Regions from separate parts of the Homo sapiens genome. Here region 2 is linked to region 1. The links are chromatin contacts, found by POLR2A ChIA-PET in ENCODE. All regions are on one chromosome and are shown on one strand. The core of a region is the stretch at or near the end of the contact, and the rest is flanking DNA. Distances in the headings are between cores, read along the strand shown.

Region 1 (2,723 bases), core at 86-2,585:
GATAGAGCCAATGTATCAAGACAGGGGAACTGCAATAGAGAAAGAGTTTAATCCACACAGAGCTGGCTGAATGGGAGACCAAAGTTTCATTACTCAAATCAGTCTCCCTGGAAATTCAGAGCCTAGAGTTTTTAAAGGGTAATTTGGTAGATAAGCTGCCAAGGAGTAGGGAGTGCTGATTGGTGGGGTGGGAGATGAAATCACAGGGTGTTGAAGGATGCAAGAACTGGTTGAGTCAGATTACAGCTCTAGGTGGCCTTGGCTGGTGCATCAGACTGCAGGGTCAGAAAAACACCTAAGAGTACCAATCTTAGGTTTTACAATAGTGATATTATACCTAGGATCAACTGGGGAGGTTTAGAATCTTGTGGCCTCTGGGTGCATGACTCCTAAACCGTAATTTCTTTCTTTCTTTCTTTTTTTGAGATGGAGTCTCAGTCTCTTGCTCAGGCTGGAGTGCAGAGGCATAATCTCAGCTCACTGCAACCTCCATCTCTCGGGTTCAAGCAATTTTTGGGCTTCAGCCTCCCTAGTAGTTGGGATTACAGGTGCGTGCCACCATACCCGGCTAATTTTTGTATTTTTAAATAGAGACATGGTTTCACCATGTTGGCCAGGCTGGTCTCAAACTCCTGACCTCAAGTGATCCACCTGCGTCAGCCTTCCAAAGTGCTGGGATTACAGGCGTTAGCCACTGAGCTGGGCCCTAAACTATAATGTCTAATCTTGTAGCTAACGTGTTACTCTTACAAAGGAAGCCTGGTTCTCAGGCAACAAGGGGGTTTGTTTTGGGAAAGGGCTGTTAACTATCTTTGTTTCAATATTAAACTATAAACTAAGTTGCTCCCAAAGTTAGTTCTGCCTATGCCTAGGAATGAACAAGGACAACCTGGAGGTTAGAAGCAAGATGGAGTGGGTTAGGTCAGCTCTCTTTCACTGTCATAATTTTCTGTTGTAATTTTTGCAAAGGCAGTTTCAAGCGCAGGGACAGTGACCGTGTGGTTCAAGGTTTTATGTAATGCACCTCCCAAACTCAATAAATATTAGTCGCATAAAAGAAAAAATGCAGCCCTGGAGGAAGATGCCCTGCCCTGTTGCTGGCATGAGTGAAGAGGAGGCGCTCACAGGGACGGTTCTTTCCCTATTCTCCAGCCTCGTGTACATTGGGCAAACAGGCCCCGACCATCCCACGTGCTCAGCCCCAGCTCTAGGCCAAATCGCCTCCGCTCCCACTGACGTCATCACGGCGCATCACGTGCCTCCCGAGACCCCACCCCCCACCGTGACGTCCCGGGCCTCGGCCCTGGTCCAAAGTCTACCCGCCTCCTTGTGACAGAAGTGCGACTGCCAGCTGCCGAGGCGTTCGGTCCTGCTGTTGCGGCCGCTGCCCCAGGGCTGCGGGGACGGTGAGTCGACTGGACGCATTCGGAGACGGCTTCGCGCGGGAGCCCTCCTCCCCGGGGGAAGGGTCTGGGCGCCAGCTCTCCTCAGGTCGGGGCGTGACCTCGGACCGTGGCGCCCCCTCCCCGCCCCCGCCCGCGGCGCCTGGGCGGTGCATGCCGGGCACCGTAGTCCCCAGCCTCTCAGAGCGGGTTGTGGTGGGGGGGGTGACCGGGCGGACTACAAGTCCTAGAAGCCTCTGGGCGGTGGGGTGGGCGGTGGGTTGGGGGGTTTCGTTGTGCGCGCAAAGCCGCGCGGGGCTGAGGGTCTTGTTCTGCCGGCGCCTGTCCGGACCCGGGCCCCTCTCCGCTTTCGGCCGGCCTCGGGCACCGGGCTTCTGGAGGTAAAGCGGGGCCGGCGGTTGGGGCGCGGCATGGCGGGGCCCGTCCTCCCCTCAGGGCGCTGCCGAGACCTAGCGCGGCCCTGGGGATGTCGAAGCCGCTGCGGTGGCGGGGCCCGGGCGGGCGCCCCGCTGTGTGCCGCGGGGTTGTGCGCCCGGAATGGCAGCCTGCTCGCCCGCACGTTTTTCCGTCAGGGAAGGTTGTGGAAATTGCCATCTCCGTCTTGCAGGGCGAGACGGGGAGGGGAGGGGTGGGAGTTGTTTTCTCAAGGAAAGGGGGTCGAGGAGGAGCCCCGTGGCCGAGCCAGCCCCTGCCGAGCCCCGCGGGTGACCTTGGCCGTCCCGGAGCCCAGCAGTGTCCTGCACCCGCGCCCGGCTCGCCGACGTGTGGAGTCGGGATGTGGCGCTCGGCCGCGCATCCCCGGCGGAGATGGCGACGGCCTGGCCTAGCTTGGGGCTAGGAGTCGCGCCTTCGAGGACCTTGGCTTAGCGAGTTCCTTGGGGGGCTTCTCAACAGGTGTTAGATGAGGTGGGGCGAGTGGCTGTGAGTTCCTCCAAAGGTGGGCTCAAGATCCTCTGCGTCAGAACCACCTGGGGCTCTTGGGAAACGGGCAGATTCCTGGGGCCCACCCCAGGTGTTGGGATGCTGTAGTTCCGTCGCGCTGCCCAGGAATCTGCATTTAGTAGGCTCCCCAGATCATTCCCGGGCGCAGCTGGGGCTGAGAACCTGTCCCAGTGAGGGGGTTGGCGGGCCCGGGGGCAGGGACGTTCCATAGTGTTTCTGCCAGTTTCTTCTGTATTCTGGGGCCTGATGCTGGGCGGGGCGGTGCCCGGGCAAGTTACTGCTCTCCTGGGTTCTTTGCTGCTTCCCTTGGGGCCGATCTAGGTAGAACTGGGTGGAGGGAGGCGTGCCAGCTCTGCCTTGCCCTCTGCCCTTAATCGG
Region 2 (2,723 bases), core at 154-2,653, about 24 Mb before region 1:
CCAAGAAATAATAGAGGAATGTTCTGCCATCGATCAACTTTATGGTAGTTTTAGATTAAAGCAGAAAAGTGCTTTTTAATGACTAAAATTATGTTTAGATGCAGCCAGAGTGTATGTTTTAATCAAATATTAAATGTCTGTGTGAAGATATTGTGCAAAGTTATGTCTAGATCTAAGCTGCAGACAAGAAAACAAGAAGCCTTTCTCATGCGAGGGGATGACTTTGTTCCAGATTGTGTTAATAGAGGGGTGGGCGCGCCTGCCCAGCCTTAGCAGTCCTGTTACATGCTGTGGTTGTCTGTTTGCTTCAGTAGAAGACATTTTTTTTTCTCCTGCAACTCTTGTACACAATGTTTAGAATGAATTACATCAATGTATATTTGTACCTCGGTCTTCCCTCTGCTTGGCCTTACGCTGTCCTATCACAGTCAGGCTAAGGAAAGGAACTCACATGGGTGTGGCTGGGGCTGAGATTCTGGCTGGCTGCTCACTGGCTGTGTGTCTTTGAGCGAGTCATCCAGTGTCTCTGGGCTTCCCTGATTGCCCTGCTGACTGCTAGACTGTGGAGGGTCAGTGGGCTTCACCACTTTTTCTTTTTTTTAAATAGAGGAATAAAGTGAGATTTCCACTTCAATATGCTGTGCTTTTTTTTTTTTTTTTTAAAGGAAGTGTCAGCTGGGCGCGGTGGCTCGTGCCTCTAATCCCAGCACTTTTGGAGGCTGAGGCAGGCGGATCGCTTGAGCCCTGGAGTTTAAGACCAGCCTGGGCAACATGGCGAAACCCCAGCTCTACAAAAAATACAAAAATCAGCTGGATGTGGTGGTGTGCAGCTGTGGTCCCAGCTACTTGGGAGGCTGAGGTAGAAGGATAGCTTGAGCCCGGGAGATAGAGTTTGTGCCACTGTACTCCAGCCTGGGCGACAGAGCAAGACCTGTGCCTCCAGAAAACAAAAGGAAAAGGAAAATATCTACGGGCTGGGATGCAAAAGAGCAGTAGTGACCGGAGGGAGAGATGGGAGGAAGCATTGTTCTGAATGTCGTTCTCCTGACTGGGGCTTCCTTGATGCACTTTTCTAGCTTTCTGGCTTTTTGAGCTGAATGACTTCAGGAGGGGGATAGGTAGATGTCACTCGCCCTGGTTCCCATGCATGTTATTTTAAGCTTAGTATTTCATCTCATACTTGTGTGCAGGCCTACAGGTCAAAGATTTTTTTCTCTCCTTTTTTTTTTTTTTTTTTTTTTTTTTTTGCAGTGGTGAAGGGTGTAGGGAAGTGAGAGTGATGATCTGAGAGTTTAGACATCTATGGTAATCCTGTTAGCTTTCAGAGAAAGTTTACATGAGTTTGAATATCTTTGCTAATCGCATGTGTTGTAACACACCGGATATGTTTTGCATACTTTTTAACCTTCGTTGGCAGCAGGGATAGAATCACTTTTCTTCGAAACCTTTATATACAGCAAATAGGGTAATGACACTGTTCTAGATATGCCACAGGGATATTTGAATGGCACTCTGGGATACTAGTCCTCATTTTGTTGAGGTTTGGTATCTATGAGCCCATGAACCTGAATATAGGAGACCCATATGATTCACCTCCTAGTAGATTATACAAAATGAGGCTCTGGGAAAGGATGGCAAAAAGCTTAATAGAAGTGTCTTTAAAAAATAGTCATTTTTGGCTGGGCATGTTGGCCCATGCCTGTAATCCCAGAACTTTGAGAGGCATAGGTGGGAGGATTGCTTGAACCTGGGGGTTTTAAGACTAGCTTGGGCAACATAGCAAGACCCCATCTTTATTTAAAAAAAATTTAAAAAATAGTCATTATTCCCCAAGATTAATTTTGTAAAAAGGTTATGCTTAGAGGGGGTTGTTTTAGAGGCCATTAGGTAACATATTACAGATTTAATCAGGGTTTGAGGAAACCACCTTCTAGCTGCTACATCTTAGGGAAAAGCACCTTATTATCCACCTTCAGTCTCAGTGTTAGCAGTCTCCTGTTTTTCAACACAGATTGAATCTGCGTGTGAGCAGAAGTCTGCTTATGGTCAGAACCCTTAAAGGGGAAAATGTAAAGAGTCACATGTATCTTCAATTTGGAGGAATTACCAGTATTCTTGAGAAACTGAAAGTGATACCAACAGTTTTCTTGTTCCTTTTACTGTCTTGAATTTGGTCTTTAAGATAGTTGAGCCACCAGCCCATGGTAGATATTGTAGAAAATACAGACATACTAGATAGAGCATCTTTCCAGACAGTTGATGTTCTGGGTAGAGAAGCCTAATATCTATGACGTATGAACAGTGACTTTCAGCCCACACTTCATGCCTGACATTGTGTTTACTATGTATTTTACATTTTATTTAATTCTCAGAATGACCCAATATGTTAGGTACTTTTACTGTCCCCACTTGTGCACAAGAAGAAACAGTGACACATTAAATAACTAGGCCAAGGTCAAGCTGCACATTTGGATTCAAACTTGGGGAACCTGACCCTAGAGCCTGCATTTTAAAACTTTTGCCATTCTGAAATGACCAGAGAACAGCACCAAGGGCAAAATTCTGTAGTACTGATTACAAGACAAAGACACAAGATGTAAATGACCTGATCTGTACTGTAATCTGTGTAGGAAAATTCATGAAGGTTAAACTATAAATTGCAGTCTCAGAAGCAAATGCAGGATGGGGCTAGGTACTCGCTTATGAGACCATGAGTGTTCAGA

What was found. ChIA-PET counts read pairs that join two places held with the same protein, here RNA polymerase II (POLR2A).
Region 2: POLR2A ChIA-PET joins it to region 1 with 11 read pairs in T-cell. The contact joins the enhancer-like site here to the promoter of CDIP1 in region 1. POLR2A ChIA-PET finds 5 or more read pairs at or near these places in 2 of 52 experiments (T-cell and WTC11).

Annotation. Positions count from the first base shown.
Region 1 is chr16:4,537,385-4,540,107 of GRCh38, reverse strand. CDIP1 (cell death inducing p53 target 1) reads left to right here and starts at 1,335. Exons shown (of 6, transcript NM_013399.3): 1 at 1,335-1,406. It also overlaps a transcript of C16orf96 not described here. RefSeq lists silencers at 1,419-1,708, 1,719-1,938.
Region 2 is chr16:28,187,196-28,189,918 of GRCh38, reverse strand. All of the region lies in intron 1 of XPO6 (exportin 6), which reads left to right. Among named protein-coding and RNA genes, the nearest start is that of XPO6, 23 kb to the left of the region's middle. RefSeq lists a silencer at 412-551 and enhancers at 944-993, 2,078-2,247. Within about 2 kb of position 1,403, at least 11 of the 41 ENCODE cell types and tissues checked have a DNase peak (open chromatin) inside an H3K27ac peak, as active enhancers do.